Linked DNA regions of Homo sapiens: region 2 is linked to region 1. Evidence: chromatin loops called from intact Hi-C (ENCODE). Cell type or tissue: dorsolateral prefrontal cortex. All regions are shown on one strand. Links, peaks and the distances in the headings refer to the core of each region. The heading gives the core; the rest is flanking DNA.

Region 1 (5,380 bases), core at 198-5,197:
CTGGAGTCTTTCATTTTCCCTCTGTTTCTTTCTCTTTCTGTGAATGAGGCTGTACCTTGCTTCTATTTCTCTCTCCCAGTCCCTCTACCTGTCTGCCTCTGCCTCTCTCTCTCTCTCTCTCTCTCTCTCTGCATTTATCTGTTTTTCTCTCCCACCCTCTCTTTCCCGGTCCTCTGTTTATTTAGTCAGTTTCTCTCCACTGTCTGACTGTCTTTCTATCTCTTTCCGTTCCTATCTTTGCTTCTCTCTGTCTCAATGTCTGCCTGTCTGTTTCTGTCTCTTCCTCTCTCCATGTCCCCGTCCCCTCTCCACCACGCATTTGACATAGGGCACTGAGTGACTGTGGAGGACAAATGCGTCCCGAAGTTTCCCTCCACTCCCACTTAGAAGGCAGAGCCTGCAGAGGAACAAATGGGACAGGGCACATAGGGCGCCTGGGACCTCTGAGTGTACGAACAACCTTAGCGATGACTTCTGTTTCTGTTAGACTGTGAACTCCTTGAAGACAAGAGCACATCTGAATTACCTTTGAATAATCAATAACTAGCACAGGGCCTGGTATGTTGCTGATGTTCAGTAAACATTTATTTACATGAGTAAGTGATAGAATGAAAAAAAACACATTTTTTTTTTCTATCAAGTAAAATTTACTCATGACCATTTTGGGCTATCAGGACCTCTTTTTTTTTTTTTTTTTTTTTTTTTTTTTTTTTTTTTTGAGATAGGGTCTTGCTCTGTCGCCCAGGCTAGAGTGCAGTGACATGATCACGGCTCACTGCAACCTTGACCTTCAGGGCTCAAGTGATCCTCCTACCTCAGCCTCCCAAGTAGCTGAGACCGCAGGGGCATGCCGCTATGCCCGCTAATTGTTAAAATTTTGTAGAAACGGGGTCTCACCATGTTGGCAAGGCTGATCTCAAACCCCTGGGCTCAAGCGATCTTCCCGCCTTGGCTTCTCAAAGTGTTGGAAATATAGGTGTAAGCCACTGAGCCTAGCCTGTCTTTATCATTTTAAGTGAGTGCCCCCTCAGATAGAGAAACCAAAGTCAGTTTTTAAACCCTTGCTTTTTTAACTCTAATCCTCCTGGCACCATCACCACCCCTTAAACCTCCCATTCCAGAATATTCCAGAATGTACCAGGCTGTTCTTAGCTGTAGGGTCTTTGCACTTTTGATTCTCCCTGCTAACTCCTGTTCATTCTTTCCATTTCCTCGTGGATGTACCATTCTCCTTCCCTGACTGCCAGGCTAGATTTGGCTTTCCCCTTCTGTTCTTCCACAGTAGGCCATGCACACACCTACTTAACTTGCCTCCTCCCTCTGAACTGTAGGCTGCTTGAGGGAAGGGAGTGGGGCTTTCCTCACCTTATCTAGGACCTCGCACGGGTCCTGTAGTTCCTACAAGTTTGCCAATACGTCCTGAGCATTGTAACTCCTGGGGAGTTGCTGGGAAGTGCCAGTGGCTAAGTGATAGCTCCTAGCTCTATCTCTAGTTTTTAGCAGTTAAAAGACAATCTTGTCCAAGAATGAGAAGACCACACAAAATGCAGGTGGAGGAGACCAGTCTGGGGAAGCCACTTCCGGGCACCCAGGAACGCCTTGCTGGCTGTACCTCGGCTGGGGCAGGAGCCCGCACGAGAGTTACTTGCCCTTCAGCTTCCATGTTAGACAGGTTGGTTCTCAGCCAGGCTGAGCCCCAGGCACAGAAATAACTACCTGCTCAGACTGGTGGTTCCACCCCCCATCTCCTGCAATATTTTTTCAACAGGAGGAAGTGAAATGAATTAATTATGAGCCGTGTGTGTTCACATGCATGCGTTCTGTTGCCGAGCTCCCGTTCTTGAAATGTGCAATCCCAATTGCAAATGAAACGCTCCCATCCTACCCCGTGCTCCAGAGGGTTTTCATAACAGCGCCTTTGTGGGCTCCCTTGAATGTCTGCCATGCCAAGGAGGCCGCACATTCCTCCGGCGGCTGCCTCGCTGGGCTTTGAGGAAATCTGCTGGCGGCAGCCCCAGTTTGCAGGAGGTGGGAGGGCATGTCGGAAACGTTGCTCTTAATCTGCCCATCTCCCCTTGAGCCCCCAGCAGCCCAGGGAGGAGGGGTTCAGATAAAGCCACATGCAGCAGGCAGATTAAGAGCTGCTGTTTTTATCGCTGCTTTCAGAGTCTCATGTCACATGGGCATTAGCAAGCAGGGGCGAGCAGGGGGGCACGCAGGGATGGGGGAGAAGGGCTGGCACCGCCCACCCCAGCAGCCGTCATGGCCCTGCCTGGAATCACTCGTGGGCAGCTGTAGCAAGGAGTGAAAGACAAAAATGATCCTGAATTGTGGCCTGGAAATATGAGCTTTGTATAGAGGCTCGTGGTGTTTAATGTTCAGAATATTAAATGTAACTGTGATGATAATGACAGCAACTGACATTCACTGTACGCTTACTAAATATTTTTCATATATTATTTAAATTGATCTTCATCATAAGTCTGTGGTGCAGGCACTGCTCTGATTCCCATTTTTCAGGGGGAGCCTTAAAGGAGGTCAGGAATGTGTGGGGGTCTCATGGTAGTCAGCAGTGGAGGTGGGACTTGAACTCGAGGAGCCTGGCTTAGGAGCCTGCGCATTGGCTTTCTCCTCCTTAAAGCCAGGGTGGGCTACAGCAGACAATACTGTTTAGAAGAGCACATGATGGACTTCAGCCTGTCACAGAGCTGTGTTCAGCTTCCAGCTCTGCAGCTTCCTACCTGGGGGCTCTCAAGAGGGTCGCTTCACCTCTCAGGGCCTCAATTTCCTCTGTGTGATACCTGGAGAAGCACACCTGTCTCACAGCTGCTGTCACGATTGAAGAATATAACACATATAAGGTGCCTGGTGGGCATCAAATTGCATCCCTCCAAAAAGATATGTTGAAGCCTTAACCCCCAGTTCCTGAGAATGGGACTTTATTTGGAAATAGGATTGTTGCAGATGTAATTAGTTGAGGTCACTGGGTGAGATGGGCCCTTTCCAATGTGGTTGGTGTTCTTAAAGGGGGAAATTGGGACACAGAGCCAGATACACACAGAGCTAAGACTCAGAGAAGATGGGCCTGTGAGGGCAGAGGTAAGTTATGTGGCCACAAGCCAAGGAACACCGATGATTGTTAAGAACTGCCTTGGCAAGGTGGATTCTTTCCCAGAGCCTTCAGAGGGAGCACAGCCCAGCTGAAGCCTTGATTTTGGACTAGCCTCCAGGACTGGGAGAGAATACACTGTCATTTAAAGCCACCCAGTTTTTGGTACAGTCATCACTTGGTATCCATGGGGGATTGGTTTCAGGACCCCCGTGCACCCAAAATCCAAGGATACTCAAGTCCTTGATATAAAATGGCATAGTATTTGCATATAAACTATGCACACCTTCCTATATACCTTAAACCATCTCCAGATTCCTGATAATATCTAATACAATATAAATGCCACGTAAGTACTTGTTATGTCATATTGTTTAGGGAATAATGACAGGAAAAAAAAGTCTGTGCATGTTCAGTACAGATGTAGTTTTTCCCCCTGAATATTCTTGATTCCATAGATGTGGAACCCACAGATGCAGAGGGCTGACCGTGCTTTGCTATGGCAGCCTGAGCAAATGAAAGCAGTGCTAATGATCATAGAGGCCGCCAGTGCCTGCACTTCTTCTCCAGGCCACCCTGGAGTCACCTGCAGCTTGGTGTGCACAGCATGGCTCTTACCTCAAGCACCAGTGTCTCCCTGCCCAAAGGTTCTCTCTGAATGCAGAGCAAGCCTAGCAGGGCACCGAGGAGGCTGCAAGTGCCAAGAATGAATGCCCTGTGAACAGCCCTCAGTCAGTGAGGACTGCGAGCTGCGGGGTGGATACCCAGCCTCCCTATCTCTGGACAGGATGATTTTGAGTTGTAATCTATGCAGCCTCTCAGAGAATGTCCAGGGGGATTGAGCTCCAGTTGCTCATAGTGGTAACTCATTTATTAATGTCACCTTCCATCCTTATTTCCCTTCCCTTCTCTCCTACTGGTGCTTCCTAATATCACCTCCTAATAAACTGTACTCCAAGCCTTGTCTTGGGGTCTGCTTTGGGGGAGAACCAAGAGAAAGACAGGCATGGGATGATACTCAGTCAAACAGCCCCTGCTTTATCTTCCTGATTACAATTTCAGCCAGAGGCTGGCATCCTTGAGCTAAATGGACCAGTAGCTAGTCTTTGACCAACTGGGAAACTTTGAAGACCCTAAAGGTCCCTGCCCCCAGCAAAAAGCTCTAGCATCTTAGGGAGATGAAGATGACATCAACGATGATGGAGACGGCAATTTACAGGAGTGGGGAAATGACATTAATCAGAATTCTTGGGCACAGCCCTTGGGAGGCTGCTGTCTGGTGGGACTACTCCCCACAGAATCTCAGGGAAGGCTAAGCTGTTGCTTCTCAGGGGCCATTTGAGGCAGAGGGTCATGGGTGGGGAGCCTGGGCTTTTAGAAGGGAGCAGAGGCCAGGGGAGAGATGGTGGGACTCCGAGGGAGAAGATGTGGGCAGGATAATCTCTCCTGGTGACTCCTCAAGCCTTCTGGAAAGTTACTAAGCTGTGCAATTCATGCAGGTGGCAGGATTCTTGTAAAGCAAGTGAAGGGGCCAGGGTCCATGTACAGTCCAAACTGAGCAGGCACAGCAGACACAAAGGTGGAGAAGTAAGGTGGGCAACCTGTTGCCATTGTGGGAAGGGCCCTGGCATCATGCAGGCTGGGTGCAGGGGTCTGAGCCGAGTTGACCCAAATCCCAAGGGACAGAGTAGCATGGAGCAGACATTGGTCATTTGTGGCTGCCCATCACTCAGAAACCCTCTTCCTCCATTTTAGGCAATTTTCCTTGTTTTGAGTCCAGCCTTAACAGGATGGAAGGAAGCAGACATGCATTGCTGGACTCCCTGGCATTTCACAACATGACCCTGCAAGGGCCTGCACATTCGAGGGCCCCACGGGAGCCCAGTGTTCAGAAGTGAGCACTCCGAGGACACGGCCACACAAAGGGAACCCCATCATCTGGCAAGCACAGTGGCCAAGGAATTCTGCCCTTCAGGGGCAGTCGAGAGGGGCCCTGGATAGTGGTTCTGTGTGTCTGAGGAGCTTTCCTCAATGACAGAAGAGCAGTGTTTTCTCAGAAGTCCCCACGGTGTGGCCGGACATGGCTCCTGGCTGTGAAGCTTCAGAGTGGCCTTCCGTACATAGTCCTCCTCGGGTTGCTGTGCTGTGAGCGAGCTTATCTCCTCTAATACATTATTTTTTTTTCTGGTTAAGCAAGCGTGAGTAGATTCTGTTATTTGTCCTTAACAATCCTGCCCAATATGGGTCTGAGTGACTTCTAGATCTCAAAAA
Region 2 (5,380 bases), core at 99-5,098, 94 kb before region 1:
AACTGTTTTGCCTGTGCTCCCTGAAAGTGGTATCGGTACACATACCAAAGCAATCCAGAAAAGGTGTCTTGTTTTCTGTTCTCATTTGTGCTCGTGTACATTTGAACTCTCTGAAGTTTTTCCTTTCCAGACACTAAGAATGCCCCAGATAAAGATCTGCTTCACTTTTTATAGAATGGACTCTTTTCTAAAATGTTAGCTGTTTAAATGCAAATAAATATTTTCCTGATGATGTCTATTATTGAAGTTTCATAGCACATTTTCACTTACATGCTACTAAAATGGCAACAATAAACCTGTAAAATAATATTTCAAGAAGACACCCTTGTCATAAGAAAATATAGTCGTGAAGAAGATACAAAAAGCTTGTTTGCTAAATTTATGAGGGAAACTGTGTTTACTATCTTGAATCTCTGGTCTTTTTTTTTTTTTTTTTTTGGAGATTGGTGGTGGCGGTGGTGATGATTGATTGGTTTTAATTTGAGACTTAGACACCAAAAGTTGTAGGCCATGGGCTCTGATCTAATATTTACCACTGTATTGTGAAGGTGTTTAACTGCTTATTTAACGTTAGTTGGGGAAACTTGAATGATCTCGGAGACTCAGACTGTCAGCTTCGTATTGAAGAAATGACTTGCCACAACATGTTGAAAGTTTTGCCCATTAAATGAGTGCTATTTACAGTGTGTTGTATGACACTTAGAAGACTTCATTAAGCAATGCGAATTTGTGGGAAGTCACTGTTTCTCACTCATCAGCAGTGTTAAATATCATAATATGGGTGTTCATTCCTTACAGAGAATGTTCTGAAGGCAGTGGAAAGCAAGGAAAACATTCTTGCCTGTTCCCTCTGCCCCCTTTTCTTTTCTTAAGGACAACCAAGTAGTCCCCTTCTTGCCGGAGTAAGGCACGGTGAGGCTAACAGGTGGCAGTGGTGTTCTCAGGGAGGAGTCCAGCTAAACTGTAACTTGGGGACCTGAGTTTTTCAACCCCTAGTACCCTCATCACCCTTTTCATCTCACATTGCCACCCCTGACACACACGCAAGGCTGTACTCTTCAAAGGCATACCTGTAGAGTGTTTAAGGATACCTGAAGATAAGAGGAGTCCATGAAGAGTTCAGATGGAGCTGAACCTTGGATGAATTTCTTAACTCTTTCTGCTCCTCAGTCTTCCTAATTTGTAAAATGGAGATGACAGTTCCTCCTTGAGGGGAGGTTGTGCTGACTCTGACTTCTTGATGTGCCTGTCCTGTGATAGCTTTGAAAAGGTTCTACCTGTCTCCCATGTTGGGTACATTTGTAAAGTTTAACCAACCTGGAGAGCCTGGCACAGCATCCCAGGAGTGGAATGTGGGAGTGTGCATAGCTCTCAATGGAAATTGGACTTTCTCATTCTTCCACTTGCCACGCAGCGAAGAGAGTATTAGCCCAGAAGTGGGGAGGGGACAGATTTCAAGAGCTGCCAGAACAGCTCTGATGGTGCAGTATCTTTATATGGGAGGGCTCAGCCTGGTCGCCCTTGTATTTTTCTTTTCCTTCGCCTTCCAAAAGGTGAATTTCCCTACCTCATCCCCTGCCCCCCAACTCTAGGAGTACTGTGGCATTTATTGGGAGAACTAGTTTGAAAAAGCAGTTATGCTAATTAAGATGATAAATGCTCACCTGTTGTTGAGGGGTTTGGGTGGGGAAGGGGGGCAAGTGATGGTTTAAGAGTTAGGTTGTCATTTAAGGACACATAGAAGACATTCAGAACACAGCAGCAGTTTTCAAACAACACAGGTAGTTTAGCAGATGCCCCATTTTTCTTGGTAATAACCAGATCCCAAATAGTCTTGCGGCCTTTTCATTTGTGAAGTTTTGGTTTGTTGACCAACAGAGGGAGAAACGCTTCACCGTACTAGTCAAACATTTTCTTAGGAGCAAGTGAGACATTCACCCAGTTGTGCTTATATGTTGCATTTTAGGAGGACTTATGGCTGAAATTTACCTTTTGTACATACAGACTTCATCCTGTAGATACCAGATTGTGTTGCATGCACTGAAGAATTCTGAGCGTGCATTTGCTGAACTGTTGAATGATAGCAGTGGCAGAACCATCCAGAGGGCACCTTACATGTTGTCTACAGTGTGCCAATAAATAGTCCTGGCAGACGGGCCGTGTTTTAGGGAATAAGTCATTTTGGATAAGCATGATCTCTGGGTAGTGGAGACCTGCTTCTTTTAGGCATACTATATTCATGCTATTAAGGGTAATTTGTGAGATGCGAGTAAATTTCCTTTTCTCTCTCTGTTCATCACTTGCTCTCTTTTCTCCTATACTGTCCAAACCAGGCACTGCTTTCGATCTCCGTGGTTCATTTAATCTCTTTTCTGATTTCTCATTTCCAAATTCTGCTCACGACCCCTACACTACCTCTGCCATATTGCCTGCCTCCCTGTGAAGGGAGAGGCCAACTGAGAGAACGTCCTCAGATTGTCATCTTTCTAGTAAAAATGTCACTTTATCTTTACCTAGCATCTCTCTTATGTCTCAGCAGAAAGTGTCCCCATTTCTTTCCCCAGGACTTCTGTTTGATTGTGTTCTTTCTCTCCCTTTGACCAGTGATTTAACCTCTCTGTCTTGCATGCCCTCTATCGTTCTCCCTTTTTGATTGTACAGCATCATCCAAGACCCTATTTCCTACAGAAATTCTTCTCAGTTTGCTTGGGTAATAAGCAGAGCAATCTCTTAATTCAGCACCACAGTTCTGAGGTAAGGAAGAGCTCCTGTGCTCTTCGTCTGACAACCTTCAGGCTCTTAATTCTTGCCGCCCTCATCCCACATAGCCTGCTCTCCTAAAAGTCACCAGCGACCTCGATTTCCAAAGCTTGGGCCCTTTTCTCAATTTGCATCCTACTTTGTCTTTCTCTGCAGTGTTCATTTATTCATCCAGTAGATAATTTTATTGAGTACCTAGCACTGCTTAATGCCACGATGACAAAGATGATTAAATGTGGTCTTTGCTGTGGAGTAGTACACAGTTGATTGACAGTTACAGTGTAATGTGTTAAGTGACAACTTTTATAGGTTGTCCTGGAGTAAGGTAGGCTCCTCCGTCTCAAGATTGGATGGGCCTGGTGATTAGGCTGAGATTTCTCTGGGGCCAAGCACGTGGCTTACCTTTGATTCTCTCTGTGTTTAGGATAGTCTTAAATTGGTGTTCAGCTGTCCTCTCTTGTTCTTGGATCAGATTTCTCTGGCGTAAAGTACCCATACTGGCTTAATTGAAACTCTTCATCAGGGTGTAGTTTCCCATAAAGTTTGAGTGGTTTATTCACATTATTAACTCTGGCTACATTATTTCATTTTAACACCTAAATATTGGTTAATGTATGGTAGTTTATTTTAGCACTAATTTAAACTGTTTGGTAATCCCTCTAGACATCTAATCTGTGGCCCCAGTGAGTGCATGTGCAATGTTTTGTAGCGGTCATTTTTTTTTAAGTATTAACACAATCATACTTCCTCTTTAAAAGGAGTAAAATGTGTTAGAATGGCTACTGCTGCTGTTAGAATCTGTGAAAAAGGGAAAGTCACCTTTCACCTAGGGGGTCCTGTGTGTTTCTTGGAAGAGAGGGGCCTAGAGTAAGTACATGCCCCTTCTCCAGGGTGCTTTCACATGTGTTTGAATCCATCCCTTGTCACTTGTGATCCAGGCTCAGGTAATACAAGGTTTCGTGGTATGCCATCCCATGACCAAAACTTGTATTGCTAGAGGCCACGACCAGTACTGAAACACTCAGAATATACCCAGTTCAATGCTCAGATTAACTTTGATACTGTCATGGCATAAGCATCTGTCCCTACCTCTCCTGCGTCACCTGTCAGCTGTATCATAGCCACTGCCCAAGAGGTGCTCCAGTAACCACACTTAGCTTAGGGAGCCAACATATCATGCACCTAGTGACTCTCATTTTGTTTCCTGGTAAAGAATAGCAACATTGGCCAGGTGCAGTGGCTCACACCATATTACCCCCAAGCACTTTGGGAGGCCGAGGCGGGTGGATCGGGAGTTCGAGACCAGCCTGGCCAACATGGTGAAACCCCGTCTTTACTAAAAATACAAAAATAGCCAGGTATGGTGGCAGGCGCCTGCAGTCCAACCAAGCTACTCAGGAGGCTGAATCAGGAGAATCGCTCAAACCTGGAAGGTGGAGGTTGTAGTGAGCCAAGATCGTGCCACTGCATTCCAGCCTGGGCAACAGAGTGAGACTGTCTCAAAACAAAAAAGAATAGCAGCATTAGGTAAGAATGCAGCAGCTTTGTTTTGGGTTTTGTTTTTAGATTTTTGTTTTCTAATCCTCCACCGCTGACTCTCCCATTGATGAGTCAGACTTGGTCTGTCCAGTTATTTTTCTCCAGTCCCTTTCTCCATCCTGGGGAATTGGAGAGGGAGCTATCGGTTCTGAAGGGGACTATTACATTGTGGCAGCCAGTTGTTTTACTTTGTTAATGAACCATTCGTATATTTGTTTTCCATCTTAAACTTGGAGAGTTTATTATATTGTAAATGTCTATCTAGATGGGAATGTCTTGGAGAGTTAATATTATTTAGAAATAAAGCATAGGCATTCCTGTCTCCCTTTCTCATTTAGGGCTGTGAATGGTCATGCATTGTGAAAGTGTTTGGCATCTCTTAGAATTTGTGAACAATAGTGCTAAGAGCCAGTGTCAGTTGGAGATTGGCACAGACATAATGGTTTATGGCACAATGAATGTGTCACTTGTGTATGATTTTTTTACAGTGACTTTCAGTCTTCACTCCCTTGGGAGCTAGTATGAGCCATAGTTACCTTTGTTGCTCTCTATGTGTTGTCTGTGCCAATCACAGAGCTGCAGGGGAACAGAACAAGTTGGAATAATTAGATTGAGGAGTGAATGTCACACTTCTAATTTCATTCTCTTTTCAAGGGATTACCAGTGTCCATTTAATAAAATGAGATTAACCCTCTGCAGCAGGAGTACTTGAAAGCTGTCAGTCAGTATAATCTTGACGGCTTGAAAGAAGTAGTGTTCTCAGCACTCTTAGAAACACTGTCATGTTTTATTGGCTCAAAAACTATTTTACTGCACAGGGATGTGTATGTTAGTGTTATCACATGTGAATGTATCATTTCCTTTGAAAAAGGAAAAGTTTAGTATCCATACTAAATAATCCATACAAAATAATGCAGAAATAACATGAACCTTATAATTTAGTTTTGAGTTGGCAGATATCAGTAATAAAATACCCAAGGAATGTGAGACCAGATAAAAATGTTTAAAAACTTTATAAAGCAAATAGTGATATATATTTTTTGAACATTTCAGAAAACCTCGGATCAATTCTCAGCTGGTG

Evidence for each region. Peaks named below come from ENCODE experiments on the same cell type or tissue, not always from the same donor. Only the 100,000 strongest peaks of a DNase experiment are listed, where the experiment ranks them.
Region 2: a loop joins it to region 1, with 2.7 times the contacts of the local background. A loop is called at or near these places in 3 of 110 quality-filtered maps.

The regions. Positions count from the first base shown.
Region 1 is chr3:72,285,881-72,291,260 of GRCh38, reverse strand. The region is part of intron 5 of LOC105377158 (a long non-coding RNA gene); the gene reads left to right. Among named protein-coding and RNA genes, the nearest start is that of LINC00870, 140 kb to the right of the region's middle. RefSeq lists a cis regulatory region at 1,198-2,434. In dorsolateral prefrontal cortex, for the core only: no CTCF peak of the experiment used is centred there; DNase peaks (open chromatin) are centred at 1,940 and 2,210; H3K4me3 peaks cover 1,402 bases; H3K27ac peaks cover 3,398 bases.
Region 2 is chr3:72,379,400-72,384,779 of GRCh38, reverse strand. RYBP (RING1 and YY1 binding protein) reads left to right here. Exons shown (of 4, transcript NM_012234.7): 2 at 5,353-5,380. Among named protein-coding and RNA genes, the nearest start is that of RYBP, 65 kb to the left of the region's middle. In dorsolateral prefrontal cortex, for the core only: no CTCF peak of the experiment used is centred there; no DNase peak of the experiment used is centred there; H3K4me3 peaks cover 2,393 bases; H3K27ac peaks cover 5,000 bases.